Linked DNA regions of Homo sapiens: region 1 is linked to region 2. The links are chromatin loops, found by intact Hi-C in ENCODE. Cell type or tissue: GM12878. All regions are shown on one strand. Links, peaks and the distances in the headings refer to the core of each region. The heading gives the core; the rest is flanking DNA. Region 1 holds the start of ARFRP1 (ARF related protein 1). Region 2 overlaps ZBTB46 (zinc finger and BTB domain containing 46).

Region 1 (14,468 bases), core at 11,969-14,468, 87 kb after region 2:
TTACAGGCGTCAGCCACCACACCCAGCCAGAAGGCTTAATATTGTAAAGATGACAATGTGCCCCAAACAGATCTACACATTCTATGCAATCCATATCAAAATTCAAACTGTCTTTTATGCAGAATTGGACAAGCCGATCCTAAAATTCATATGAAATTGCAAAGGATCCAGAAACAAAACAAACTTGAAAAAGAGGAGCAAATGGTGAATAACTACCACTTCCTGAGTTTAAAACTTATCACAAAGCTATAATAATCAGAACAGTGTGGTACTGGCACATATACACCAATGGAACAGGAGAGAGAGCTCAGAAATAAACCCTTACATATATTGCCAATTGATTTTGGACAAAAGTGCCAAGACCATTCAGTGGAGAAAAAGCAGTCTTTTAAACAAATGGTGCTGGGAAAACTGGAAATCCACATGCAAAAGAATAAAGTGGACCCTCACCTAATAACATATACAAAAATTAACTCAAAATGGATCAAAGACCTAAATTTAACAGCTAAAACTACAGAACTCTTAGAAGAAAACATAGGTGAAAATCCTCATAACTATGGATGAGGTGGTTTCTTAAACCTGATGACAAAAACATAGGCAATAAAGAAACAATAAATTGCACTGCATCAAAATTTAAAATGTTTGTGCATCAAAGGACACTATATCAAGTGAAAAGACAACCCAAACAATGGGAGCAAATATCTGCAAACTATATACTTCATAAGGGATGATATCCAGAATATATAAAGAAATCCTGGGCCGGGTGTGGTGGCTCATGCCTGTAATCCCAGCACTTTGGGAAACCAAGGCGGGATCACCTGAGGTCAAGAGTTCGAGACCAGCCTGGCCAACATGGTGAAACCCTGCCTCTACTAAAAATATAAAAATTAGCTGGGCACCACGTGGTGACAGGCGCCTGTAATCCCAGCTACTTGGGAGGCTGAGGCAGGAGAATCCCTTGAACCCAGGAGGTGGAGGTCATGCCATTGTACTCTAGCCTGGGCAACAACAGTGAAACTCCATCTTAAAAAAAAAAAAAAGGTCCAACGCAAATCCAAGAGAACTTATCAGTCCTGAATGGTGGCAAGGTGGACGTCTGTAAGATGCTCCGGAAGCTTTCAGATCAGGCCTGATGCCGACATGGCAAGCAGCACTGGGTGGAGCAGGGGACGGAACGAGGGCTGGGGGCAACCGGAGCCCTCTGAGCCTTGAAGCCCTGGACCACTCAGTTCTTCTACTCCTGTTTCCTCCTCTGTCAGATGGTGTGACTGCAGGGCCTACCTACAGGGCTGTTGCACAGATGAATGAAAGTATATGAAACCCTTGGAGCAGTGCCTGGCCCAGAGGGAGCACCACAGGGATGTGTCAGATCTCTCATCAAAGGGATCAGGAATTCGAGACCTGGGTAATATGGTGAAATCCCGTCTCTACAAAAAATACAAAAATTAGCTGGGCGTGGCAGTGCACACTTGTAGTATCAGCTATTAGGGAGGCTGAGGTGGGAGGATGGCTTGGGCCAGGGAGGCGGAGATTGCAGTGAGCCGAGATTGTGCCACTGCACTCCAGCCTGGGTGACAGAGCAGCAAGACGCTGTTTCAAAAAAAAAAAAAAAAGGAAGACATTCAAAGAACTAGAACTAGAACTAGGGATGGTTACACGGTCAGCCTGAACTATTGGCTAAAAAAGAAAATTACCTACTAGAAGGCTTGGTAAATATTTCTTCTAAGAGAAAAGTAAAAAGGAGGAAAAATAAAGCTATGCGCTTAGGGAAATAGAGACATTACAGTAATAATTGTTCATATTTGAATATGGAAGAGGTATTACCATTAAATGTGTTACCTATTATGACACAGAAGTTACTCTTTTTTGTCCTCACATCGGACTTGGACTTCCAAAAAGTTACTTTTTAAGTAATTTCCTAATCAGTTAGATTAGAGATGCAACTATGAAGTATTCATAATTGGAAAAAACCAGTAACTTCTGGAATTTGCTTTAAAATGGCCCAGGAAAGAAAAAAATAGGGCAGGGAGAACAGACAAAATGAGACTGGGAAAATATTAATAAATGACGACATTGGATGATGGACCGTGGGCGGTGATTATGCTAAACTCTCTAATTTGGGGTATGTTTGAAAATCTCCATGAAAGTAAAATTTAAAAGTTGAACTCTAGAGAATAAAACTAACAACAGGGCCAGGCGCAGTGGCTCACGCCTGTGATCCCAGCACTTTGGGAGGCCAAGGTGGGTGGATCACGAGGTCAGGAGTTCAAGACCAGCCTGGCCAAGATGGTGAATCTCCGACTCTACTAAAAATACAAAAAATTAGCCCAGTGTGGTGGCGGGCGCCTGTAATGCCAGCTACTCTGGACGCTGAGGTAGAGAATTACTTCAACCCGGGAGACAGAGGTTGCGGTAAGCTGAGATTGCGCCACTACACTCCAGCCTGGGTGAGGAGAGTGAAACTCTGTCTCCAAAAAAAAAAGGCCAGGCGCGGTGGCTCACGCTTGTCATCCCAGCACTTTGGGAGGCCAAGGTGGGCGGATCACGAGGTCAGGAGATTGAGACCATCCTGGCTAACATGGTGAAACCCCGTCTCTACTAAAAATACAGAAAATTAGCCAGACATGGTGGCGGGCGCCTGTAGTCCCAGCTACTCGGGAGGCTGAGGCAGGAGAATGGCGTGAACCCGGGAGGCGGAGCTTGCAGTGAGCCGAGATCACGCCACTGCACTCCAGCCTGGGCAACAGAACAAGACTCCATCTCAAAAAAAAGATAAAAAATTATAGTAATATAAAAATTAGCTGGGTGTAGTAGCGTGAGTCTGTAGCCCAGCTCCTAGGGGGGCTGAGGCAGGAGGATCGGTTGAGCCCAGGAGGTCCAGGCTGCAGTGAGCCAGGACTATGCCACTGCACTCCAGCCTGGTTGACAAAGTAAGACCCTGTCTCAAAAAAAATTAAAACAACCACCAAAAAAAAACTGACGATAGGCTGGAGACCTACTCTCTTCCACATAAGCCTTGCACTGCTGCTCGGGCTGCAGTACAGTGGCTGCATCTCCACTCACTGCAAACTCGGCCTCCTGGGTTCAACCAATTCTCCTGCCTCAGCCTCCTGAGTAGCCAGGACCACAGGTGCGCGCCACCACGACCGGTTCATTTTTGTGTTTTTAAGGAGATGGGGTTTCACCATGTTGACCAGCGTGGTCTTGAACTCCTGACCTCAGGTGATCTGCCCGCCTCGGCTTCCTAAAGTGCTGGGATTACAGGCGTGAGCCACCGCGCCTGGCCTCCTTCCATGCTTCTTGATTCACCCCAGAAGGAAGACGTAGACGCCTGAACACAGACACAGCTGTCAAAGCACGCCTGCCCCAGGAAGCTGAGACAAAACTGCAAAGCAAAGGGAGGGCCGATCCTGACCCGACCCTGTGTGCGTGCCCCTTACGCCCCTAAGGTTGGCATCTGACAACAAAGGGCTTTACCTGCAGTTCTCCTTAAAGCGGCACTTTCCCTCCAGGAAGAACGGGCACGGCTTCAGAGACTTGTGAGTGGGGTACAGGTAAAGCACACGGACACCCGCCGAGCCATCCTCCGCCTCTTCCGTTCCCACCACCATGGCGTTGTGATACTCCAGAGTGCCCCAGGAGCTGTAGTAGGGCGCGCTCACCTTTGTCCCACTCAGCTCTTCCTCGTCCTCTCCCTCTTCCTCCTCCTGCCCACCTGCCGCAGATTCTGGCCCCGCCTCTGCTTTAGGAACGGTCTCTGATCCGGACCCACGGGCCGCTGCTGGTGCCTCCACCGCCTCAGTGATGGCCTCCCGGAAAGCCTGGTACTCAGCATCTTCCTGGCGGCCCGGGCGCTCTTCGTCCAGCGCGGCCAACAAGCTGCTCTTCCTGACAGACACCAGGCTGGCCTCGGTGAGCTCGATGAGCTCCTTCAGGTCCCCCTGCAGCTGGCGCAGGTCAGCCTGCTCAGACGAATCCAGGCCGGCGCCCAAGGCCAGCTCCACCTGCTGCAGCTGCGCACGGTAGGTCTGCAAGGCCGACTCCAGGCTCTCCTCGTCCATGCTGAGAGAGGGAGGCGCTGGACCAGGGCTGCAAGAAGAGAAGCCAGCTGAGCCCCGCGTCTCGGGACCGACCCCACAGCCTGAGGGCGGGCACGGGCACGGGCACGTCCCCTTTCCCTCGGGGAGACACCGGCTCAGAGGCACAGCTCCCAGCGCAGAGGTCGCAGCCCGGGTACCCCCGCTCAGGCTCCGCGCTTCCCTTCCGAGCCGCCGTGGGCTCGCCGCTAGCCGGGTCCCGCGTCACTCCGGAGCCCCTTCCCCGCGGGGCGCCCCGCCGCCTCACCCTCCGCCGAGCCCACCCGCCGCGCCCGCCGCCTTCCAGGCCGGCCGCGCCCCCCCGCCCGGCGTCTCTTCTGTCTGGCCAGGGCCGCGTCCCCGCAAACCGCGGCCACCTGGTCCCCGGCCGGGCACCTCCTCCGCGCGGTTTCCCAGCCGCAGCCACAGAGAGCCCGCCGGCCTCACCGGCTAGAGCGGCCCGGCGCCCCCTTTTCGCCCCAGCAGCCGATCGGCACTTCCTCCCGAGCGCCGCCGCTTCCGGAAGTGCTTGGCGCGCGGGGGCAGCCGGGAAGCGGAGCGCGGAGGCCGCTGGGACGCGGTTCAGCTCATTCCCTGAGGCCGGCCCGCGTCCCGTCAGGCGCCGCGCGGGGTTAGCGCGGGGTCAGCGGAGGTCAGCGGGGGTCAGCAGCAGCGGCTCCGAGGGCGCGGCGGACGCAGGTAGGCCGCAGGCTGTGCGGTGAGGCGCGAGGCCCGAGGGGCGGCCCAGGACTCGAGGTGGGACGCGGGTGTGACAGGAGCCAGCTTTGGCTGCTTGTCGGGGAGCCTCAGACCTGGCGGCGGCGGCTTGGGGCGGACGTAGCCGGGGGCCGCGACCCAGGTTCTTCCTTCGCAGTCGTTCCCTGCCAGCCGCGCGCCGCCTCCAGGTGCACTCCAGGAGCAGCCGCGCCGCTGCTCACCCGCCCTGTAGTCCGCTCCCCCCAGGGCCGTCCCCGTTTTAAGAAATGGGGTGATGGGGCGTCCCTACCCGGCGCCTGCAGGGGCTCCTGGGGAGCGCGCCGGTGGCTCGCTGCTCCCGGGTGGGGCGCGGGGCTGGCGCTCGAGGGTGCCGTGGCCCAGGCGGGGCTGCAGCGAGTGTGTTCCCCGTTCCGCGCGCGTGAAGCGTGGGAGCGAAGCCTCGGGGGAGGGCGGGAGCGCGGCTGAGCTCACTGTGAACACCCGGCTGGGTAGTCCCGCGAGCAGGGGAGGGGCCGGAACCGATGTGTATGCGGAGAGGTCGCAGTCATTGCTGTGAGCAGGACACAGTGGCGGCTGACCTGGGAGAAGTTACAGAGGGACGGGGTGGGAGAGGGACGAGGAGTCGGGAATGGCCCCCAGGCTCTCGTCCTGAGCGGTCGGCTGGACGTGGGGCGCCACTGACCACCGTGGAGAAGCCCGGGGGAGGGGAGGTGCTTTCTGGCTGCACACTGACCTATGTTGGGGTGCCCAGGGCAGGATGTACACGCTGCTGTCGGGCTTGTACAAGTACATGTTTCAGAAGGACGAGTACTGCATCCTGATCCTGGGCCTGGACAATGCTGGGAAGACGGTGAGTGCCCACGCCCTTGCGCGCACCTTTCCCACGGCCTGGCGGCGCCCCCTTCGGTTTTGTGCTGTCAGCTGCACGTTCACTACCCAGACGGAAGCCAAATTTCACCTGAGACGGCAGGATAGTCACCACCAGCCTCCTGAAGAGCAGAGTGTTGCTCTGTTTCTGTTTCTGTCTTTTAAAGAACAGACCTGAGTAAGGATATTTGGAAGCCAGTATAGCCCCTCCTTGATGTGTTTCGCCTCTGCCTCTCTCCTCAGACCTTCCTGGAGCAGTCGAAAACCCGATTTAACAAGAACTACAAGGGGATGAGTCTATCCAAAATCACCACCACCGTGGGCCTAAACAGTAAGGGTCTCAATAGCAGGCTGTGGGTTTGGGGCCTTGAGGATGCCGTGATATTCACAGTCCAGCTGGCCCGTGGCCACAGCCCTGTCGGGCCCCTCTCAAGTCTCATTTGAGTGGCACCAGCATGGTTTGCCCCATCCCCTGGGAGAGCTGGGACTGGGTGTGTCGAGGACCAAGGTCATGAGCCTTGCCTGTTTCCTCCTCTCCCCAGTCGGCACTGTGGATGTGGGAAAGGCTCGGCTCATGTTCTGGGACTTAGGAGGGCAGGAAGAGCTGCAGTCTTTGTGGGACAAGGTAAGACTCCCTGGCCAGGACCACCCCCACCCCAGCCCTCCAGTGCCACTTCTTTCCAGAGTGCCCTTTGGGCCCTTCCTCAGCAGTTTTCCTTACCCACTCTGTCCCTCGGGTTTTCTCTCTGGTCCTGTCCCAGGTTCCCGAGTGGCTCCCTGTTTTGTCCCAGCTGAACCCTTAGCTGAAGTTGCCCCAAAAGTGGTGGTAGGGGAGTTTCCCACTTGGGAGTTCCCTGCGATGGGGCCAGTGGAGAATTCCAGGGAAAGAATCACTAAATGCCAAGGCGATCAGATCAGAGCATGTATTAGGGGAACCTGTTGACAGAGTGCGGCATCCTCAGGTGACCAGTGAGAGAAGGGCGTGTTCACTGGTCATGCCTGAAGCCGGGGGGGATCTGGGTTCAGGGCTGGGGCTAGTTTCTTTCAATGTTTTGAAACCTGAACATTATGTTAACAACCTAAACATCTTACAAGTGTCTGGGAATGTTCAAACCCTGGCTTGGGTTTGAGCCTAAGGGCAACCTCGCTGGCCAAGTCAGAGAGGTCAGGGCAGTCTGTTTCTTTCTCAGTCAGGACAAGACAAAGTGTGGGGACCTGGGGACCCTGCACTCCTCCAAAGTGAGTGCCTCCTTTCGGCTCAGAGACCTTGCTGCTGACCACCACAGGACACAGAAATGGCAAAGACCAGATGTGGGGACGGCAGGATGGCTGCCTCTCCCCTGATGAGGTTCCTTCAGTTCTAGCTTAACATTTGTTCTTCCATGATCACCAGAAGACTCCTCAGGGTCTCACAGCGGCAGTCTCCTATTTTGACACAGGTTTTGGGCATTTCTGAGATCCCAGTGTGGTGCCCCTTCCCCACACCCCCAAGGCTGCAGTTTATCTCCTTCTCAGCCTGGGCCAGGCACTGAGTCCAGCACTGAGCAGGGCAGAGCCTGTGGCTTCCTCGGGCTCCCTGCCCTAGGCTGGCACAGTGGGTGTGGGGTGTCCCCAGTGCCTTGGCTGCCCTGATGCCATCTCTAGAGCTGAGTGCCCAGGTCCTGATCTCTTTTTTGATCCTAGTTCCCCTTTCCTAGGCGCCCCCAAAGTGTCCCCTCCTGCTGTGACTTCTAGCCAAGAAGACATTTCTCCCATGGCCAAGTGATCTCTGATAGATCCTGTAGGACCACTGAAGTCAGACAGGACAAGTTGAGTCAGGGCCTGTGTGTCCAGTGCGCAGCATGCTTGGGGAGTGACACAGATGATGATGATCTTGTCACAGGCCGGTGTCTCAGGCACAGATGCTGAGACAGGTCGAGGTACAGGATGCACACTGGGGGTCGGCACCAGGAAGGCAGGGAGGACGGGAGAGGAGAGGTCGACTCAGGCAGCAGGATCCACAGAGCTGTGGTTGGCCCAGCAGGGAGCCCTGGAGGAGAACTGGCTATGCTGTGCCATGTGGGGCCAGGCTGGCCGGGACTTCACACCATGGCCTGGTGGGTCCCCAGTGTGGGCTGCCCTGGGCAGGTGTGACCTGGCAGTGTGGCTCTTTGCAGCCAAAGTGGGTCCCACAGAAACCAAAATGAGACCATCTGCTGGTGCAGTGTTCTCCAACATGAAGCAAGAATACAGTGGGGCCAGAGATGCCTGCACTGGCCACAGCTGCAGCCCTATGTGGACCCACACTTCCACGTTGGAGAGGGGTTCCTCCAAGGTCCTGAGGGCCTCTCTTAAGGCGAAACTGGAAGAGGGAGACTTAAGGGGGCCACTGTAGCCCATCCTTGCTGCTGGTCTTGGGGCTGCACAGCCCTTCCTTGAGTGCCCTCCCAATTCACTACCACTTCTGCTGGGGTGCGACTTCCTGGCAGTCTGAGCCCTTCTCCAGACACCACCGTGGTGGGGCCAGTGGCTCCCTGGGTCCCCAGCTGTGGGACAGCTGTGGGATGGCAGCCCCATCTCCTGCCCACCAGGGTCTCCTAGACATGAGGTGCAAGTCATGCCCATGAGGCAGCTGTGGCTCGTCATTCAGCGTGTCTGCTGAGTATGTGCTGCTCTAGTGGCCGGGACCCCTGACCCTGCTGAGCTCAGAGCTGGGAGGATCAGCTGCAGGGACCCCCCTAGGTCACTGGGAGGGACCGGAAGGGAGGCCCCTGCTCCCACCCTGGTTTCCTGTATCCTGCATCCTTGTGCAGAGCCAGCACCACAGAAAGGGGCGTCATTGCGAATTGGCCTCGTCCTGGGGCTGGACCCTGGGTTGGTGTCCACATGTGTGGCATGTGCCAGGACCTCAGCTCCTGGGTTCTTTGCTGTAACACTAGTCTCTCAGGCTGGCTGGCACTTTGCAGTTGGGGAGCTCCCATTGCTGCTGGGGAGAAAAACTCAGACCCACAGTCCCTCTGACTGCTCCACTGGGGTCAGCTGGCCAGCCAGGAGCCACGCTTGGACACCTCCCTCTTCCCCCTCCTTGTGGGGCACCCCACAATGACCACTGCTGTGACGCCTCCACTGGGGCGTGGGGCTCTGGGTCCTGCCCGCACTCAGCCCTGAGGTGTCGCTCCCGTCCACTGCGGCCCTGCTGGGCTGTGCACCTTGTGCCTGGTAGGTGTGATGGGTGGCTCTGGCCACGTGGTCCCATGGTCCAGGACCCGGTTGCACATGAACCTTCTGCCACCCTGCTCAGAAGCCCCAGGAGCCACGTGGAGATTCTCTCACTGGGCTTGCTGCAGCCTCCACAGAGCCGCCCCTCCTGCCACAGAGGTCTCCACCTTAGGGTCCGCCTGCTCCCTTGTGTCAGCAGCAGACAGCCGGCACACTGCAGGGTCCCTTGAGGGGTTGGCGGCCTCTGTGTGGGACCTGTCTGTAGGCCAGAGAAGTTCCTGGGGGTGGGGGGGCCTCGCTACCTGCAGAACCCTGGAGGGCGCCTGGCCTTGGGCCTCCTCTCCACTGTGGGAAGTTCCTGGGGGTGGGGGGGCCTGGCCTTGGGCCTCCTCCTTTCCACTGTGGGAAGTGCAGGTGCACAGGCTTCTCTCCTCTGTGGGAAGTGCAGGTGCACAAGCTTGTCTGGCACTGGGATGGGGTTGTCTGGTACTCCCTGCTCAGACACCCTAAGGATTTCGGAGAGTTGGGCTGTGCCTCCTGGCTTCTCATGCTCTCGGGTGTGTGTGTCTTAACACACTGACCACCAGCTTGTCCTACCTGGTCAGCATCCAGTTCTAGGTCTCTGGGCACTCATGCCTGGACAGGAGAGCTGGCACAGCCTGGAGGCAAAGTGGCAAATGTGAGCTGTTGTCTGCTCCACGTGGACGCGGAGTTTGCTGTGTTTTTTTCTGATTGAGATAGAGGTGCACTCATCTGGTCCAGGGCTCAGCACTTGTACCTGAGGCTGCAGGGGCTGTGCCCTGTCTTGCCCAGGAGTGTTGCCAGCGAGCCCAGGACTGACCAGCCCAGGCTGCAGAGGTCTGAGCTCAGTGACTCTGGCCCTGTCCTGGCAGGGAAGGCTCGCTTCGTAGATGGCGCTGGTCAGTCTTATCCGCATGGCCACACTCCCTCCCTGTGCGAGGTGCTGGCACAGAGCCCCACAGGTGCACTCCCTCAACGGGCCAGGCTGTGGTCTAGGTTCCTCCAGCCCCCAAACCCTATCTTTTTTTTGAGACAGGGTCTCTCATTCTCACCCAGGCTGGAGTGCAGTGGTGTGATCAGAGCTCACTACAGCCTCAACCTCCCAGGCTCAAGCCATCCTCCCACCTCAGCCTCCCGAGTAGCTAGGACTGCAGGCGCACATTACCATAAGCTTTTGTACAGACGGAGTCTCACTGTGTTGCCCAGGTTGGCCGTGAAGTGGGCTCAGGTGATCCTCCTGCTTCTGCCTCCCAAAGTGTTGGGATAATAAGTGTGAGCCACCACGCCTGGCCCAATCCCTGTCTTTCACCTTTGGCCACCATCAGGCCAAAGGTTGCCGGCAGGTTCTCAGGAGCAGCGTCTGGGGACACCTCCACCAGATCTCCCCGCAACCCCAGAATGCATCCCAGAAGGGTCTTGCAGTTGGGGGCTGCCCTCTTGCCCCTTCCTCATGTGAGCCCCTCACTGTGGCCATGACACAGGCCTGGCTCTGCTGGCCCTTGGCAGGGTGGGGACTGAGCCCCAACTCCTGGTGCTTCCTCCCAGTATTATGCGGAGTGTCACGGCGTCATCTACGTCATTGACTCCACCGACGAGGAGAGGCTGGCTGAGTCCAAGCAGGCGTTTGGTGAGTGCGGCCTGGCTGCTCTGGGAGGGATGGATGGTGAGTGGGGGCAGGTCCAGCTTGGGCAGCTCTGTGCCTGGGGCAGGCTCAGTGTCTGGTCAGAAGTGCTCCTGCCTAGTGGGTGACGGGGGGGGGGGGGGCAGAGGGAGTGGCTGTCACAGTGTCCACGCCTGTGGGCCCCTGGGCAGTCAGAGGCAGGATGCTGGGTGTGAGGCGCTGCCTCTCCTGCCCTCCCCAGAGAAGGTGGTGACCAGCGAGGCGCTGTGCGGTGTCCCCGTCTTGGTGCTGGCCAACAAGCAGGATGTGGAGGTGAGCCCCACCCCTGCCTCCCGCAGCAGCTTCCCGAGTCCCCAGCCTCCCCCACAGCAAGGGGAGCAGGTGTGCACCCAGACACCCCAGGCCCAGTGACTGCCCAGGGGGTACAGAGCCATTCTCAAGGCCTGCCCTGCCCCCAGCAGCTTCCCAAGCCTGGTTCCTCTCCAGACCTGCTGCTGCCAGCCCTGGAGGTTCTCCCACCTCAGGGCAGGCGCCCAGAGGCCTCTTCCTGCTATGCAGGGCACCTCTCCCCAGGAGGGCGGCCGTGTCTCAGGAGTGTGTGGCCAAGCTGTGGGGACACCCAGGTGAAACTCAGAGCTCAAAGAAGTGATGCTGGGGCCCTGGTGGGAGTCAGCTCTGACCCTTACCTGTTCCTGCTACCCTTGGAGGTGGCATCTGTGCCAGCCCCACCCCCAGGGCAGCCCCTCAAGACCCCTCTGAGGTGCCACTGCCCCCGGGAGCACTGGCCACGCTGAGTTCTAGCTGTTCTCTTGGAGTGGCTTTGCACAGAAGCAGCCCGGCGTCCAGAGGGCCAGGTGAATCTTCACTTCCTGCCTTCTCTGGGGTGGCTCTGTTGCCCCCAGCCTGTAAGGCTGGCCTCCCCTACAATCTCAGCCGACAAGAGGGACATCTGGTACGGGGCAGGGGTCTCCCCTCGGAGGAAAAGGGGAGGGGAGGGCTGCTTTTTGAAGACTGGGCAGGTGGTTGTGAGCAGAAGCCACCATGACTGCAGACTGCCTCCATCACTGATGCAGGGCTCCCACCTCTCCATCATCCCCGGCTGTGTGGGCCCCTGGGACCTGCCTCCGCCACTGCCCAGGAGGCCTCAGTCCTCAGCGCCCCACCTCGGGGCTCAGGGTGTCCCCCAGGGAGGGGATGGGGGGTGGACTCCTTGGAGCCGTGTGGACGTCTAGTTTGTCTCAGGCACTACCAGCCATGTTCAGCCTCGGGCTGAGCACAGGGTCCTCACTGCTGTGGTCTCTGTGGGAGACACTGGGACCCTGGTGGAGCTCTGGCTGTTTCCCTGGGGTGAAGGGCATACGCCCTTCTGAGAGTCCCGGGCCCACAGGCAGGACAGGGCCAGACGTGGGGGCTGCTCCTCACGGCCTTACCTCCCCCAGACGTGCCTCTCAATCCCTGACATCAAGACGGCCTTCAGCGACTGCACCAGCAAGATCGGCAGGCGAGATTGCCTGACCCAGGCCTGCTCGGCCCTCACAGGGTGAGTGGGGGCTGCACCTGCGGGGGCTTTGGGGACCGAGACCCCCCGCCTCACACCCGCTGTCTTCACAGCAAAGGGGTGCGCGAGGGCATCGAGTGGATGGTGAAGTGTGTCGTGCGGAATGTGCACCGGCCGCCGCGGCAGAGGGACATCACGTAGGCGCAGCCGCGCTGCCGTCGGGACGGCTGGTCCCCTGGTGCTGGAGGAGTGGCCTCCTGTTGGCTCCCATGCTGCTGATCTGGGGGGTGGGTTTGCTTTGCTTTGGGGTTCTTCTATTTACTTTGTTTTCTCGAAGACAAACTTTCCTCTATGTCTGGAAAAGCGTAGGCATCCGGAGGCTTTGGAGGGGAGTCTGGCAGCCCGGCTGGCCCAGGCCCTGCAGCGGCAGCCTTTCCACAGGGCGCAGCGGCGGCCTTTCGAGGCCCTTTCTGGGGGGTCTGAGGGAGACCTGGTTGGGAATTGGGGCTCCAGTGCTCAGGCTGGCTTGGGCTGCATGAGGACAGCCCTGTGGGACCCTCGGGAGACCCCGTGGCTGTCTCCGCCCCATCGAGGAGGAGGCCCGTCAGCCATGGCTGCCATCTGGCTTCTGCCCTGTGACCCCGTGACCCCGTGACCCCGGAAGTGGTCTGGGGCTGATCTTGCCTTGAGGAAGACCCAGGCCATGTTCCCAAAGGCCAGCGGGGGCCCTGGATTGTGATGCAGCCTCGGGACAGGGCTGAGGCCTGCGGGGGAAGACCTATACCCCACGCCTGGGCCTGGCTTCACCTCACCCTAATCCCCCGGGAGGGAGCTGACTGATGCAAAAAGCTGAGGGGGCCTGCTGGGAGTGGCTGTTTTTATGCCCCAGCCCCGCAAGTTGGGGAGTGTTTGTGGGGGTCCAGAGCCCTCCCCCAGCCAGGAGAGAACCTCCCGGAGGGGTTCTCTGTGGGGCCCTGTGTCCCCTGCTCGGGAGTAAGGCTGGTCCTGGGGTCCTCCCTGCACGGACCCCACTGGGCCTGCCGAGTGCTGTGTTCTTCCTCAGTCTGGCTGTGGGCAGGAGCGGCCTGCCCAGTGTCACCCAGGGTGAGTGCAAAATAAAGACGGCGAGTGTGGCTCTGTCCATCCCTTCCCTCCTGGAGGGTGGAGGCTCCTGGCTGTTGGACACGGTGATGGTGTTACTGGGCTGCTCAGGGGCTGGTGGGCAGGTGAGGGGCTCCCCAGGTGGGCCTGGAGAGTCCAGGCACTCCCTTCCTGCGGATGTGGGAAGGACATGGGGTCCTGGGAGGAGCTGCTGGGAAGGGGCATGAGTCAGGGTGGGGGTGGCGCAGCAGCTGCGGGGCTGTGACTCACAGGAGTCGGGCCCTGGAAGTCCCCGCGTCCTCTCCAGGGGACCCTGTGTGTGTTCTGCAGGTTGGTTCCCAGGACCTGGGGGGGACCTCCAGCCCCGGGAACCTGGCCGTGCTGGGGAGGCGAGTGGCTGGTGCAGCCCCCCGGTTGCTCTGGGTGCATCGGGAGGCTTCAGAGCCTGCCCCAGAGAGGGAGAAGCTTCACTTCCCGGAAAGCATGGGAGGCCTGGAGGAGGTCTTTGGCAGGTCCCCTCTCGGGAAATCCCCTGTGAGTTGGGAGTGGGAGGAATTCATAAGTGGGGGGTTAGTGTGGGCCCCGGCGACTAGGGCTGGCCTGAGCCCCATCCTGTTCTTCCAGCAATGATACCCTCCCAGGCCCTGACCCTCGCTGAGCTTCAGGGGCCCCTGCCACGTGCCACAGCCACTGGGGGCAGAGGTGGCACTCCCCACTGATCCTCCCAGGGAGGGTCTGTCTGAGGTAGGGGAAGCCCCGGGCAGCAGTTCTGATGGCAGGCAGCCTGAGGGATCTGGGCACAGCGGGCGGCTCAGGTGTCCCCGGCTGCCCTCCCAGTAGCTGTGCAACTACAACCAGTTTTATGAAAAAGCTTTATAAAAATAAGCTTTAAGAAACCTCATTTCTTCTATTTAAAAAAAAGCCTCTTTCAGTGCAAGTGGGGTGCCAAGGATGTAGAATAAATAAGAGGGGGCCAGGATCAGTGCACAGGGAGGAAGCGCTCACGGACGCTCCGCTCCAGCCCGGGCATCCTGGCCACGCGCAGCGCCTGCAGCAGCCGCACCAGCAGCGCCCCGTCCTGCGCCCCCAGGAGCTCCGTGAGCCGCCGACGCAGCTTCAGCTGCAAGGCCGCGCGGCCCGCCCTTGGTGTCGGACCCCAGCCCTCCGGGGCCTCGAGGGCCTGCAGCAGCCGCTGCAGCCTCTTGATGGAGATGTCCTGGAAAGCCACAAAGTCGATGACGGCACGCTCACACTCCTCAGCTCCTGCAGTGGGGTGGGGAGGCAGCGGTCCGATCATTTCACCCACACACACTGGCGGGGGCTGCCAGGTACCCTGCTTTCTGGGCCCCACTCGGGGGGTTTGCAGGAG
Region 2 (15,506 bases), core at 7,735-10,234:
GGAGGAGACAGCAGAGGCGGCGTCCCTCTGAGGGTCTAGGGTAGCTATTGGGCAACCTGACATCAGTGCAGCCGCGGGTGCCCCTTGGTCCCTGCAGCCCGCAGCACCCACTCTTTGGAGACTTGGCACCTGTGCCCCAGTGTGGATCGGGAGCTCCTCTCTGAAGGGGCACCTCGCGCACGGGGGTGCCACACGGGGACCTGAGATGTACCAAGTGCTTGTGAGCCTTTGCCGCAGCCACAGGTGTGCCCAGCAAACAGGTGTGTGTCCTGTGGATGCAGCTGTCTGCCCACAGGTGTGTCCTGTGGCCAGGGGTGTGTCCGTTAGATCTTGTGCTCCTCCAGGCCAGGGCAGGTGCTTCCCACACAGAATACGGGTTGTGAGCTCAAGTCCGCTGCTTGCGTGTCGAGCCTGAGTAGCCCCGGGTGCTTCTGTTTTGGGGTTGCAGCTGCTCTTCTACCACAGTGGGGTTGACGTGGCCCCACGAGCAGATTTCTGATGCTGAGAGATTATTGAATTTGAAATGTAAATTCAAATATTCTCCTAGAACTTCCCTGTTCTGGGCTTAGAGAGATTATGTGTATTCTTAATATTTCCGTAGCTGACTAATCTCTTTTGAAGATTATCGTTTTTTGTCAGGGTGTGGTGGTTCACGCCTGTAATTCCAGTGCTTTGGGAGGCCGAGGTGGGAAGATCGCTTGAGCCCAAGAGTTTGAGATCAGCCTGGGCAACAAAGCAAGACTCCTGTCACTACAAAAAATGAAAGAGTTAGCCAGGCATTGGGGTGTGCACCTGTGGTCCTAGCTACTTGGGTGGCTGAGGCAAGAGGATTGCTTGAGCCCAGGAGTTGGAGGCTGCCGTGAGCCGAGATCGTGCCACTGCAAAAGATTGTTACTTTTTTCCTTTTAGTGGATAGATAACTTTTTTTTTTTTTTTTGAGACGGAGTCTTGCTCTGTCACCCAGGCTGGATGGAGTGCAGTGGCTCGATCTCAGCTCACTGCAAGCTCCGCCTCCCGGGTTCACGCTATTCTCCTGCCTCAGCCTCCTGAGTAGCTGGGACTACAGGCACTCGCCATCACGCCCAGCAAATTTTTTGTATTTTTAGTAGAGACGGGGTTTCACCGTGTTAGCCAGGATGGTCTCGATCTCCTGACCTCATGATCCACCCGCCTCGGCCTCCCAAAGTGCTGGGATTACAGGCGTGAGCCACCGCGCCTGGCCTGACAGATAACTTTTTTCCCAAATGAAAATTTTATTTATTTATTTTTTTAACTATAAAATCTCTGAGTATATAACTGATTTTAAGCTGCCCTGATTGGATTGAAATACATTATTAAATGTATTTCAGAACTTTTGATTTAAGTTGAACTTATGTGGAGATGTGAACCGTTGTGAGGTAGCCGCTGCTTCTATAAAATCTTACGTGGAGGTGTGGACCGTTGTGAGGTAGCCGCTGCTTCTATAAAATCTCTGGCATTTTTTTTGTTGTTGTTTTCATAGTTCTCCTTAATTCTTACAGGCTCTGTTTTCCTGATGAATAAAGAGACGTTTTATTCACGTAGGAAATTAAATATGATCGGTCAGCTTCCTAGCCTGGATACAGGGTGCCTGGAGCTTTTGACGGTTCCCATCACGTGGCCCGGAGCCAGGTGTCACTTGTGGACCCCCCAGCTTCGGGATTGAATGGTTGTTTTCCTGGGTTTGAAGTGTGTTTTGGTCACTTCCCCGATGCCTAGTTAATCTGGGTGAAGCTGTGCCTGGTGGGACACCTGCCCTGCCCTCCTGGGGCTCTGAGATGCTCTCCGGTCAAGAACCACTGGGCGGCCTCAGCACATGACCCCCTCCCCACAGCCTGCTCCGAATGTCATCTCTTCCTTTTCGGCAGCTCCTTGTTCTGCTCGCACCCACACGCGTTTGCCTCCAGCCCTCAAGCCCGGGGCCAGTGTGGGGCGGGATGGGGCCTTTGTTCTCTGCCGCCGTTGAGGCAGCACCTGGAGTCAGGCGGGGGCCTGGTCTTGGCATCTTGGGGGCTTGAGGCCCTTCCTGTAATGGTCAGCGGTCACCGCCGTCACAGCCCTCGTGCCCGGCGGGCAGGAAGTGAAGGGGAGGCTGGGCCCGGTCTTCTGCAGCGCGTCTCCCGGCAGGCAACACCGGCTGTGGGGGCCTGGGAACCCCACACCATCCAAGGAGGGGATGGCCCAGGACCCTGAAGGCAGAGACAGGCACAAAAGCTTCTCTCTCCTTTCTACCTCATCTTCCCGGCCTGTGAAATGTGAGACAGAATAATTACTTTTCTCAGGACATTTTAGGCTGGGCGTGGTGGCTCACGCCTGTAATCCCAGCACTTTGAGAGGCCGAGGCGGGTGGATCATCTGAGGTCAGGAGTTTGAAACCAGCCTGGCCAAAATGGTGAAACCCCATCTCTCCTAAAAATACAAAAATGTCAGCCAGGCGTGGTGGCGGGTGTCTGTAGTCCCAGCTACTCGGGAGGCTGAGGCAGGAGAATGGCATGAACCTGGGAGCGGAGCTTGCAGTGAGCGGAGATCAAACCACTGCACTCCAGCCTGGGGGACAGAGCGAGACTCCGTCTCAAAAAAAAAAAAAGAAGAAAATATTCTGTCATGACTAAGTGAAGGTGTGTATGTCGTAACCAGTCGGAGCCCAGGAGTGTGTGATACAAAACTGCTGAGCCCCCGACCCCGTCCCCCATGAGGGCTGCATGTGGGGGCTCCTTGCCGGAAGGACATGTAATACTCCCACGCTCGCTTAGTTTTCTCCTATTAAACACATTTAGCATTTCAGGTGAGTCCTACTTGACTTATCAGCTGGAGAATGGGGTTTGTAACGGGAGAGACCCAACCACTGTTTCTTTCCCAGGCAGGGCTGTGGGGTGAACGTGTCCCCTTACGATTTGTCTGTGGAAGTTCTAGCCCCCTAGGACCCCAGAATGTGACCTTATTGGAAACAGGGTCACTGTGGATATGATTAATTAAGATGAGGCCGTGGGGGTGGGCCCCTACTCCCGGACGACTGGTGTCCTTGTGAAAGGGTGACATTTGGACACAGACGTGCACACCGGGAGAAGCCGTGTTGAGACAGAGGCAGAGCTCGTGCGATGCCTCCACACAGAACGCCGGCTGGGGGAGGGGCTGGAACAGGCACCAGCTCGGCCGACATCCTGATTCTGGACTTGAGAATACGTTTCTGTTGTTTGAGCCTCCCAGGCTTGATAGGGCGGCCCCAGCAGACGAGAACAGGCGGAGGACTCACATCCCTGAGTCTAAGGAGAGACAGGAGAGACTCCGGGACGGGGTGTACCCAATTCAGAAATGATTCTGTGTGTCCTGTGACTCTGTGAGGCAGGGCTGTCTTCTGATGAGGGGGACCCAGAGACCAGTCGTGTCTCAGACGTCCAGGGCGCTGGCAGCCGCAGGGCCTGAGCTCCCTCCTGCCCTGTCCCAGTGCTGGGCAGGGACCCAGGCCTAAGCCAGGAAGCCTCCCTCCTCCAGAAGACTTCAGCTCGTTTGAGCTCAGAGTTTTGGAAATTTTCAGGACTAAGGCTATGAATGCTTTAATTCCTTATTCTGTGGTTTTTTGTGTAAGAAGTTTTTTTTTTTTTTTTTTTTTTTTGAGATGGAGTCTCGCCCTGTCGCCCAGGCTGGAGTGCACTGGCGCGATCTCGGCTCACTGCAGGCTCCGCCTCCCGGGTTCACGCCATTCTCCTGCCTCAGCCTCCTGAATAGCTGGGACTACAGGCTCCCGCCACCATGCCCAGCTGCTTTTTTTGTATTTTTAGTAGAGACAGGGTTTCACCATGTTGGCCAGGATGGTCTCGATCTCCTGACCTTGTGCTCCACCCTCCTCGGCCTCCCAGATTGCTGGGATTACAGGCATGAGCCACCGCGCCCAGCCTGGAAGTTTTATTCTTTTTCCTTAAGAATGTTTCTTCAAGCGTGAGGGATGGCCACAGTGTAGGTCATTTAACCGAGTTCTCAGTTTGGGTAAGAGTTGCTCAGCCACGGCTGGGTGTTCTCATCGTTCCTGGGATATGCCAGTTGCCGTATGTGGGATTCTGTTCAGAACCCCATTAGCCTCGAGCACGGAAACACGTGGCAGACGTCCCACCCTGGACGCACTGGTGCCCTCCGGTGTTTGCTGCCCTGCTTCAGGCGGAGACACAGGCCTCCCGCTGCACACCTGTGGATGGGCTCTCGCGTGGGTCGTCCTCCCACTGGCCGCACTCTGTGCCCCATGGCCCTCCTGCGCCCCGCCCGGCGTCCTCTCACGGCCTCTGTCTGTGCTGAGCTTGGGTAACTCTTGTTCTTACCTCCACAGAGTCTGTAGAAGAGGCGACACCAGGGCTTCCAAATGAACAACCGAAAGGAAGATATGGAAATCACGTCCCACTACCGGCACCTGCTGCGGGAGCTCAACGAGCAGAGGCAGCACGGCGTCCTGTGCGACGTCTGCGTGGTCGTGGAGGGCAAGGTCTTCAAGGCGCACAAGAACGTCCTGCTGGGCAGCAGCCGCTACTTCAAGACGCTCTACTGCCAGGTGCAGAAGACGTCGGAGCAGGCCACGGTCACGCACCTGGACATCGTCACGGCCCAGGGCTTCAAGGCCATCATCGACTTCATGTACTCAGCGCACCTGGCGCTCACCAGCAGGAACGTCATCGAGGTGATGTCAGCCGCCAGCTTCCTGCAGATGACGGACATCGTGCAAGCCTGCCACGACTTCATCAAGGCGGCGCTGGACATCAGCATCAAGTCGGACGCCTCAGATGAGCTTGCGGAGTTCGAGATCGGCGCCTCGTCCAGCAGCAGCACGGAAGCTCTCATCTCGGCCGTGATGGCTGGGAGGAGCATCTCCCCGTGGCTGGCACGGCGAACGAGTCCTGCCAATTCTTCCGGAGACTCGGCCATCGCCAGCTGTCACGACGGAGGGAGCAGCTACGGGAAAGAGGATCAGGAGCCCAAGGCCGATGGCCCTGATGATGTTTCTTCACAGCCTCTATGGCCTGGAGACGTGGGCTACGGGCCTCTGCGCATCAAGGAAGAGCAGGTTTCACCGTCTCAGTACGGAGGGAGCGAGCTGCCTTCTGCCAAGGACGGTGCAGTACAGAACTCTTTCTCAGAGCAGAGTGCTGGTGATGCCTGGCAGCCCACGGGCCGAAGGAAGAATCGGAAAAACAAAGAGACCGTCCGGCACATCACACAGCAGGTGGAAGATGACAGCCGGGCCAGCTCCCCGGTGCCGTCCTTCCTGCCGACGTCGGGGTGGCCGTTCAGCAGCCGAGACTCAAGTAAGCCTTTCACTCGTTACGGGGGCTCAGCTGCCCCAGTGTGTCCAGGCCTCACGGCCGCGTGCTGTGCGGAGGCAGTGACGCATGTCCAGGCTCACACTGGTGGCTTTCTAGGGTCACTTCCTCTTACAGGAGGTTGTCGTGACCGCTGGGAATGCAGCCAATGCATCTCAAAGGGCAGGGCATCACCAGGGCCCTTGGAGACCCTGTGTATCTGTCCCCATCAGCACGGCACTGGTGTCACCCACACACGGGGGCTGCCTGGGCTGGGCCCCTCTGAAGCCACAGGGACGTGAGCCGGGGGGTGGGTGACACCGGGAGGGGACCCCTCAGCCCTGGTGAGGGCGTGGCCTGCAGGGTCGGCTTCCCCTGGCCTGTGGGACCCTCCCATGAGCCCTGACTGGGGTAACTCGACTGGCCGCTTGCCAGGGTGGCCTTCAGCTCCAGGCTTTTCATCCTGGACTTCTGCCTTTGGTCACTGTTGCTATAGTGAATGTTGAATGGAAACACCATGTGAATGTACTTTGTCCTTGGTGGCTCAGCTTGCCTTGACCTGGGGACCTGAGAGGTTACAGCCAAGAAGCAGCCTTTCCCGGCAAGTGGATTTTGTGTCTGCTGACACCTGTGGGTTCTGCTGTTGAAGCCAACAGGCGATGTTTGTTTCCTCTCTTTTCTCTTTTTCTTTTTTTTTTTGAGACAGTCTCAGCCAGGTGTGGTGGCTCACGCCTGTAATCCCAGCACTTTGAGAGGCTGAGGTGGGTGGATCACCTGAGGTCGGGAGTTCAAGACCAGCCTGACCAACATGGAGAACCCCGTCTCTACTAAAAATACAGAAAAGTAGCCTGTAATCCCAGCTACTTGGGAGGCTGAGGCAGGAGAATCGCTTGAACCTGGGAGGCGGAGGTTGTGGTGAGCCGAGATCGCGCCATTGCACTCCAACCTGGGCAACAAGAGCGAAACTCCATCTCAAAAAAAAAAAAAAAAGAGACAGTCTCACCGTGTTGCCCAGGCTGGAGTGCAGTGACGTGATCTCGGCTCACTGCAACCTCTGTCTCCCGGATTCAAGTGATTCTCCTGCCACAGCCTCCGATTAGCTGGGGATTACAGGCACGTGCCACCACGCCCAGATAATTTGTGTATTTTCAGTAGAGACAGGGTTTCACCATGTTGGCCAGGATGGTCTCGAACTCCTGACTTCAGGTGATCCACCCACCTCAGCCTCCCAAAGTGCTGGGATTCCAGGTGTGAGCCACCGCGCCTGGCTGATGTTTTTTCTTACACCTCATGATACAGGGTCTCCCCTTGGGTCCTGCCTATTACTCACTGCAAAGGGGCTCTGAGCTTAGCTCTGTTGAAGCTGGACGTCACCACCTGAATGGTTGTCCCTTATGTGTCTTCCATATTTGTAAATAATAAATTAAATGTTTGCTGAATACTGGCCACCATTCATGGTGCTGGGCATGTGATATTAATAATAATTGTGGGGATTTGGCCTCTGCTCTTTTCCCCAGGCTGTGGCCCAAGTCAAGGAAGGATATTTGGAGTTGGGTGTGGTGTTGCCTGTGCCTGTACTTCAGCTACTTGGGAGGCTGAGGCGGGAGGATGGCTTGAGCCCAAGATGTCCAGGCTGCAGTGAGCCGTGATTGCACTGCTGCCCTCCAGCCTGGACGACAGAGCCAGACCCTGTCTCTTAATTAAAGGAAAGAAGAAATGGAGGTGTCCTAGCAGGTGCTGCCCGTGGGGAGGTTCCTCCAGGATGAAGCCTGGAAATGAACGTGGGAGGGCGTGAGTGGACAGAGGAGGACGAAAGACAGCAAGCCGCAGGGTGGGAGGCCCTGAAAAATGTCGCAGATGCCGTGTGTGGGTGGCGCAGTGGGAGACGCTGCCTGCCCCCCTGGCTGGAGGGCTTCCTGGGCAGGGCGGGTGTGGCCTCTTCTCCTGACCCTGGTCCCTCCTCTCCGTCGCTGAGAGATCTGCGAGAGCCGGGAGTGAACACAGCTCGATAATACGTTAACTTTTATCATTGTGGTAGAACATACATAATGTAAACCTTACCATTTTAACCATTTTCAAATGTACATTTCACTGGCATTAAAGTCACGCGTTGCTTGATGACAGGGATAGGTTCCAAGAAACGCATCGCTAGGCGATTCTGTTGCTCTGGGAGCGTCATGGAGCGCCCGTCACAAAACTAGAAAGTGCAGCCGGTTATAGGCCCAGCACAAACCTGCCAGTGTTAGTTACGGTGCTGAGCACTGCAGGCAGCTGTGGCACCATGGGAAGTGTTTGTGTGTCTAAACATAGAAAGGGTGCTGTAAAAATAGGGTATACAAGATAACGGCATGCCTGGGTAGGGCCCCTGCCATGCACAGAGCTTGCTGCACTGCAGGTTGCCCTGGGTGAGCGAGTGCTGAGGGAACATGAAGGCTGAGGACAGAACTGTGCACTGCTGCAGACTTTATAAACACTTGGCGTGGCCTACACTAAACTGATTTTTTAAAGTTGTGCTAGGATGTGGCGATGGCTAGGATGGCGATGGCTAGGATGGCGATGGCTATTCCTGTCACGCCACCAGGTGACAGGAATTTCCCGGCTGCGTTCTAATCTACGGGACCACAGTGGTTATCTGTGGTCCATCCCTGACCAAAATGCCCTTCTGTGGCGCATGAAGTTCTGCGATCACAACTTTTCCATCATCCCAAAGGGAAACTGTATCCGTCATACAGTACCTTCCTCTTGCCTCTACCCCACCTGCGGGTAAATGCTGTTCTACTTTGACACAATGTAGATTTTATTCATTCTCATCTGTTGTTGCTGTGCGTCCTGCACTGAGCTACGGCCAGACCCTGGATGTTCAGTAAAAGTTGGTGACCACGTGCAGTCGCTCAGGCCCAAAATCCCTTTTGGAGGCAATTTGGGAGGCCGAGGCATGAGGATCCCTTGAGGCCAGGAGTTTGGGACTATCCTGGGCAAAGTAGTGAAATCCCATTTCTAATACAAAAGTTATCCGAGGCCGGGCGGGGTGGCTCACGCCTGTAATTCCAGCACTTTGGGAGGCCAAGGCGGGCGGATCACAAGGTCAGGAGATCGAGACCATCGTGGCCAACATGGTGAAACCCCGTCTCTACTAAATATACAAAAGTTAGCTGGGCGTGGTGGTGCGCGCCTGTAGTCCCAGCTGCTCAGGAAGCTGAGGCAGGAGAATCTCTTGAACCAGGGAGGCGGAGGTTGCGGTGAGCTGAGATCGCGCCACTGCACTCCAGCCTGGAGACAGGGTTGAGACCCTGTCTCAAAACAAAACAAAACAAATCAAAAAACCTCAAAACAAACAAAAAACAGCAGTTGGTTTAACTCAGCCTCGGGCTGAGTTGTGCTCCATCGTGAGGCTGTCCTGGGTACTGCAGGATGTTAGCAGCAGCCGTGGCCTCCACCCACAGATGCCAGGAGCACCTGCCTTTGGATCCCCCGTTGGTACAACCAAAAATGTCTCCAGACATTAGCAGTTGGGAAAATCGTTTCTCTATGTGCTGCTGTGCGTGTGGAGAGTGTACAGGCAGCAGGTCAGGGCCAGTGGCCTTTCCATCTGCTTGTAACTGTTTATAATCTTCCACTAGCTCCAACTAAAATCTGAGAAGCAGTGGTCCCTGGCAAGAGACACGGCTTTGGGGGGTTTATTCTGATGTTTACAGATGCGCTGCAGGGTCCGTTGTCAGCACAGCGAGGCCCCTCCCAGTGGTCCCAGGCCACCTCCCTGTGCGTGCACGTAACTCGCTGGCAGGTGCCCGTGCTGGAGGCCTTTGTATTATGAGAGTCGATGCAGGCACTGAGAAATAGTGCACTCCTTAAGCCTGTGGGCTGAATGCTTTAAATGCAGTTGTCGAGCAGAAGGTGTTTTTAGAATCCAACAAGTGATTTTGGCTGTGTACTTTTGTTAGAGTCTTAAATCCCTTGGGTTTCCAAGGCAACTGTGAAACTCTTCCATTAGATTATTCCGAGTTGCTAAGATGAGGACACAAGGCTGTGAGCTGTGTGAGGATGGAGGATGGTTCTGCCCACGCTGTGGCGGCCAGTGACTCCCTGAGCTGCGTCCTCCGTCTGAGCCCTCAGGCTGGGATTTGGAAGCTTGGGGTTTGGAAGTAGATCATGATCCCATGGAGGTCAGTTTGTTTCCATTAAAGATTTATTCTATCTTAGAGAAGAGGATTTTTAATTTTCATCCCATTTATAGAAGCAAAGGCCCTTTTTTAAATTTTTTTTATTTTTGAGACAGAGCGTCACTGTCACCCAGGCTGGAGTGCGGTGGTGTGATCTCGACTCACTGCAGCCTCCGCTTCCTGGGTTCAAGTGATTCTCCTGCCTCAGCCTCCGAGTAGCTGGGATTACAGGCTCCCGTGACCACGCCCGGCTAATTTCTGTATTTTTAGTAGAGACGGGGTTTCACCATATTGGCCAGGCTTGTCTCGAACTCCTGACCTCAAGCGGTCCGCCCGCCTCAGCCTCCCAAAGTGCTGGGATTACAGGCGTGAGCCAGTGTGCCGGGCCACAAAGTCCCTTTTCCTTCTTTCTTTTTCTTTTCTTTTCTTTTTTTTTTTTTTTGAGTCTCGCTCTGTTGCCGGGCTGGAGTGCAGTGGTGCAATCTCAGCTCACCGCAACCTCCACCTCCCAGGTTCACATCATTCTCCTGCCTCAGCCTCCCGAGTAGCTGGGACTACAGGTGCCCACCACCACGCCCGGCTAATTTTTGTATTTTTAGTAGAGACGGGGTTTCACCATGTTGGCCAGGACGGTCTCGATCTCTTGACCTCGTGATCCGCCTGCCTCGGCCTCCCAAAGTGCTGGGATGACAGGCGTGAGCCACCACGCCCGGCCACAAAGTCTCTTTTCTAAGGACACATGTCAAGTGGTCACCGTGGATCATTCGACGCCGATGCCCCAACCCCTCTGTGCATCATCCCGGCCCCTGGTGACCCTGAGGCCTGTTTGCTTTTAAGAGTGATTTTCTAGGCAGGGAGGCCAAATTCATTCTAACTGAGCAGCTTCCAAGAAACAGTATCCCTTGAAATTTATTTCTGAGTTACAGCAGTTCACTTCTATGAGAGCTTGTGGGAAATAGCATTAAAATGTTCAGATTCATGTTTGCAGCTATGGGGCAGGCAGGCAGGCCCGTGCCTCCCCAGGCCCTGGCGTCTCCTTCTCATCTGCGGAGGGAGCACAGTAAGGACCTGAGAGGTGACTGGTGAGGCCTTGACAAAGTGGATGTGTAGCTACTGCATGAGAAGATGGTAAAGAAACAGCCCAGGTGCCCCAACTAAATGGCCCCACACATGCCTAAGCGGTGCTGCTACAGGAGGATCTGTGTGTTCTGTGAAGTGTGTACTTGAACCCTGGTGAGGTGGGAGCTTGACATGTTGGGATTTTTAAGCGTACATCAGAACTGCGGGAGCTCCAGATGGGGGACAATGGCCTCTCGGGTGCCTAGCACTGCCTGCAAGCCTCCTGTCTGCTCCGGGAGGGGAGTGAGGGTCCCAGCTCTCAGGGTAGGGTGGTCTTCGAGCTGCTTCTTGGACCAGGCCGGCCTGCCTCCGGCGGGTCTCAGGGTTTCTCTCCCTTGTGCTGACAGCAGCTCCTCACCGCCCCCAGAGCTCTTTGCTGGGGATAAAGCAGGAACTGGTGAGCGGAGGGGGCCGTGGCTGTGTCCCCTTCTGGTGTTCCCTCTTTCTCTCCACGAAGGTTGGGGAGGAGGACCCCCACCACGGTCTCAGCCGTCCTGATCACACGAGGGCAGGGAGTTACCTCTGAGGTTACGTCCCTGCAGGGACTCCTGTCCTGAGTGTGCGTGGCATCTCGGCCCTCCTGGTGCCCGACGGAATGTGAGGTTCCCCCACCTGGCCTCCTGAACAATGTTTCGCCTCCTGAACACCTTTCACAGCCTGTTTCAGCAGCACGGCAGATCTGATTGTTCTGTTGAAGAAAATTTCCTGCACTTGGGATGGTCTTTTTATTTTTTGGGTGGAAGGGTTTCAACCAAAAGATGACATCATGTGCTTTGGTCAGTAGTGGGGTGGGAAGGGCGTCCGGCTCCGCACCCCGATCCCACAGCTGCTCGGGAGATGCTTGGCTTGGCCTCTTTTAATCCACTCCCCTGTTCAGTCCTGTCCTGGGAAGCTTGAGAACTCAGCTGCGCCTTCTCTAGATGTTTTTGCTTTCAGGTATGAACAGAATTACCTGCAATCAGCTTTGATCACATTACAGTCTGTTGGGGAGCAGCTGGTGACGGGGACAGAGACAATAACACCCTTCACAGGAACGTGCTGTTTTTTGTTTTTGTTTTATTTTTAAAAAAATTCTGCACTCGGCACTGGACAGAGTATTTTTTGTTTTTGTTTTTGTTTTGAGACGGAGTCTCGCTCGGTCGCCAGGCTGGAGTGCAATGGCGCGATCTCGGCTCACTGCAATCTCTGCCTCTCGGGTTCAAGTGATTCTCCTGCCTCAGCCTCCCGAGTAGCTGGGACTACAGGCACGTGCCACCACGCCCAGCTGATATTTTGTATTTTTAGTAGAGACGGGGTTTTGCCATGTTGGCCAGGCTGGTCTCAATCTCTTGAACTTGTGATCCACCCACCTCAGCCTCCCAAAGTGCTGGGATTACAGGCATGAACCACCACGCCCAGCTGTGTTTTTTGTTTTTTTTAAGACAAGGTCTCACTCTCTTGCCCAGGCTGGAGTGCAGTGGTACAATCTCGGCTCACGGCAGCCTCAACCTCCTGGGCTCAGGTGATCCTCCCACCTCAGCCTCCTGAGTAGCTGGGACTATGGGCGTGCGCCACCACGCCTGGCTAATTTTTAAAAATGTTTTTTATAGAGATGTAGATCTCACTATGACGGGAGACGGGATCTCACTATGTTGCCCAGGCCAGTCTCAAACTCCTGGGCTTAGCGATCCTCCCGCCTGGGCCTCCCATGGTGCTGGGATCACAGGTGTGAGCCACTGCCTGGCCAACTGAACTTTTAACGCAGCCACTCGGCAGGGTGTCCTTGCATCTCTGGCTTTGCTCCTTGTCCTGGTGTGGGAGGGACTCACGGCCGCAGCCAGCAGCAACACTGCTCCTCACCTGTGGGTGTGGGGCGTGGGTCGTGGGGCATGGGGCGTGGCTGCAGCCTGTTCTGTGGTTGTCTGGATGTGGGCGTTTGGGTGTCAGGCTCAGGGCTGTGAGGCTCTCCTGCAGGTGTCTTTTGTGGCTTTTGTGCTTTTGGCAAGCACCTGGCTCCTGATGGCTGCTGTAATAAATGACCAGACTTATTGTCAGAGCAATGCACGTTTTGTCTCACGGTTCTCTGAAGTCTGAAGCAGCCGGCAGGGCTGCATCCCCTGGAGCTCCAGGGGAGTCCATGTGCCTCTTCTGGCTTCTGGAAGCCATAGCATCCTTGGCTCGTGGCCCGACATCATTCCTGCCCCTTCCCATCCTCGCTTCTGTCACCCTCCTGCCTCCTTCTCTGCTGACGGGGCCCTGGTGGGTCCGTTTAGGGCCCACGTGGCTCATCCAGGACTCATCGTGAGATCCTGAACCGAATCAGGTCTGCGGAGTCGTTCTGCCACAAGGTGGCAAAACCACGGCTCGGGGGTTGCAGCCTGGGCGTCTCTGCAGGAGTCATTGGCTCACCACTGGGGGTTTGCATACAGTAGCCGGGGATTTTGGTGAAAATCGCCACGCCTCTTTTCTTTTTTTTTTTTTTGAGACGGAGTCTTGCTCTTTCACCCAGGCCTGAGTGCAGTGGCGCCATCTCGGCTCACTGCAAGCTCCGCCTCCCCGGTTCATGCCATTCTCCTGCCTCAGCCTCCTGAGTAGCTGAGACTACAGGCACCCACCACCACGCCTGGCTAATTTTTTTTGTATTTTTAGTAGAGACGAGGTTTCACCGTGTTAGTCAGGATGGTCTCGATCTCCTGACCTTGTGATCTGCCCACCTCAGCCTCCTAAAGTGCTGGGATTACAGGCGTGAGCCACCGCGCCCGGCCTCTATTTTTTTTTTGACAGAGTCTCGCTCTGTTGTCCAGGCTGGAGTGCAATGGCACGATCTTGGCTCACTACAACCTCTGCCTCCTAGGTTCAAGCAATTCTCCTGCCTCAGCCTCCCGAGTACCTGGGATTACAATCACCCAGCACCACCCCTGGCTGATTTTTTGTATTTTTAGTAGAGACGGGGTTTGGCCGTGTTGGCCAGGCTGGTCTCGAACTCCTGACCTCAGGTGATCCGCCTGCCTCGGCCTCCTACAGTGCTGGCATGACAGACGTGAGACGCCACACCTGGCTTCTCTATGGTCTTTGATTTGCATTTCTTTGATGGCGGATGATGCCATTCATATATCTTTTTTGGTAAAGTGTCTGTCCAGGTCTTTTTGCCGTGTTTCGATTGGGCTGTCTACGTGGTGACCGTGAGGCTCTGGCCGAGTGAGTGTCGTGGCTCAGCTGGCGGTGATGAGCATCGGGCACCTGCTCCACATCTGGGTCTCTTCCTTGGGGAAGTGTCTGTTCAGATCTTCTGCCCATCTTTTATTACTGAGTGGTGAGAGTTCCTAGGTGTTCTCGTTCCAAGTCCTTCATCAAGTATGTGCTTTGAAAATATTTTCTCTTGGCCTTTGGCTCCTTTTTTCTTTCTTTTTTTTTTTTTTTTTTTTTTTGAGGCAGAGTCTTGCTCTGCCACCCAGGCTGGAGTGCAGTGGCACCATCTTGGCTCACTGCAAACTCTGCCTCCTGGGTTCACGCCATTCTCTTGCCTCAGCCTCCTGAATAGCTGGGATTACAGGCACCCGCCACCGCGCCCAGCTAATTTTTGTATTTTTTTTTTTTTTTTTAGTAGAGATGGGGTTTCACCATGTTGGTCAGGCTGGTCTTGAACTCCTGACCTCATGATCCACCCGCCTTGGCCTCCCAAAATGTTGGGATTACAGGCGTGAGCCACTGTGCATGGCCTCCTTTTTTCATTTAACAGTGTCTCTTCAGGAGGATCCTTTTTTTTTGAGACGGAGTATCATTCTGTCGCCCAGGCTGGAGTGCAGTGGTGCAATCTCGGCTCACTGCAAGCTCTGCCTCCTGGGTTCACACCATTCTCCTGCCTCAGCCTCCCGAGTAGCTGGGACTACAGGCGCCCGCCACCACGCCCGGCTCATTTTTTGTATTTTTAGTAGAGACGGGGTTTCACCATGTTAGCCAGGATGGTCTTGAACTCCTGACCTCGTGATCCGCCCGCCTCAGCCTCCGAGAGTGCTGGGATTACAGGCATGAGCCACCGTGCCCAGCCAACAAAGACTTTCTCCTATGGTTTTTCTTGAGTTTTTATCAATTTAAGTATAACGCATAGCTCCATGATTCAAGTTGGTTTTTTTGTATGTGGCGTGAGATCAGCTTGAGGTTCACTTTTTACATAGGATTATAAGGTTGTTCCAGTGCTGCTTGCTAAGAAACCTGTCTTTTATCCATTGAGTTACCTTGCTAACTACTATATACATAAAATTAATGAGAATTTCTTTTATCTGTCTTTTTTTTTTTTGAGATGGAGTTTCACTCTTGTTGCCCAGGCTGGAGTGCAATGGTGTGATCTCGGCTCACCGCAACCTCTGTCTCCCTGGTTCAAGCGATTTTCCTGCCTCAGCTTGCCGAGTAGCTGAGATTACAAGCACGCACCGCCATGCCTAGCTAATGTTTTGTATTTTAGTAGAGACGGGGTTTCACCGGGCTGGCCAGGCTAGTCTCAAACTCCTGACTTCATGATCCACCCATCTCGGCCTCCCAAAATGCTGGGATTACAGGCATGAGACACTGTGCCTGGCGGAAACCCAAATTTTAGCATTTCACACAAGGGAGAGTTCTTTCAGCTTATCCTGATTTCTTTTATGTGTTTTTCACCTTGATTTGTTACAATAATTTAGATTTAAAATTTGGCTTTAAAATTGGGTGATTTTGGCCAGGCATGGTGGCTCATGCTTGTAATCCCAGCACTTTGGGAGTCTGAGGTGGGCAGATCACCTGAGGTTGGGAGTTTGAGACCAGCCTGACCAATGTGGTGAAACCCCGTCTCTACTAAAAATACAAAAATTAGCGGCCGGGCGCGGTGGCTCACAGGCCTGTAATCCCAGCACTCTCGGAGGCTGAGGGGGGCGAATCACGAGGTCAAGAGATCGAGACCATCTTGGCTAACACG

Evidence for each region. A loop is a pair of places that touch in the nucleus more often than their neighbours do. Peaks named below come from ENCODE experiments on the same cell type or tissue, not always from the same donor. Only the 100,000 strongest peaks of a DNase experiment are listed, where the experiment ranks them.
Region 1: a loop joins it to region 2, with 6 times the contacts of the local background. A loop is called at or near these places in 14 of 110 quality-filtered maps.

The regions. Positions count from the first base shown.
Region 1 is chr20:63,698,174-63,712,641 of GRCh38, reverse strand. TNFRSF6B (TNF receptor superfamily member 6b) reads right to left here. Exons shown (of 3, transcript NM_003823.4): 3 at 13,958-14,362. The coding sequence ends at 14,079. It overlaps ARFRP1 (ARF related protein 1), which reads left to right and starts at 4,666. Exons shown (of 8, transcript NM_001267547.3): 1 at 4,666-4,775; 2 at 5,545-5,643; 3 at 5,904-5,991; 4 at 6,203-6,285; 5 at 10,425-10,506; 6 at 10,742-10,812; 7 at 11,940-12,040; 8 at 12,112-13,995. The coding sequence starts at 5,551. The coding sequence ends at 12,199. RTEL1-TNFRSF6B (RTEL1-TNFRSF6B readthrough (NMD candidate)) reads right to left here. Exons shown (of 38, transcript NR_037882.1): 38 at 13,944-14,362. It overlaps ZGPAT (zinc finger CCCH-type and G-patch domain containing), which reads right to left and starts at 4,603. Exons shown (of 7, transcript NM_181485.3): 1 at 4,524-4,603; 2 at 3,478-4,089. The coding sequence starts at 4,061. RefSeq lists silencers at 4,331-4,490, 4,531-4,590, 5,011-5,250, 5,341-5,390 and enhancers at 13,001-13,080, 12,221-13,102, 13,151-13,200, 13,271-13,450, 13,691-13,740 and 2 more. In GM12878, for the core only: no CTCF peak of the experiment used is centred there; DNase peaks (open chromatin) are centred at 13,351 and 13,580; H3K27ac peaks cover 1,359 bases.
Region 2 is chr20:63,779,621-63,795,126 of GRCh38, reverse strand. It overlaps ZBTB46 (zinc finger and BTB domain containing 46), which reads left to right. Exons shown (of 5, transcript NM_001369741.1): 2 at 4,337-5,306. The coding sequence starts at 4,370. Among named protein-coding and RNA genes, the nearest start is that of ZBTB46-AS1, 21 kb to the left of the region's middle. RefSeq lists an enhancer at 12,728-12,787. In GM12878, for the core only: a CTCF peak has its summit at 8,683; a DNase peak (open chromatin) is centred at 8,656.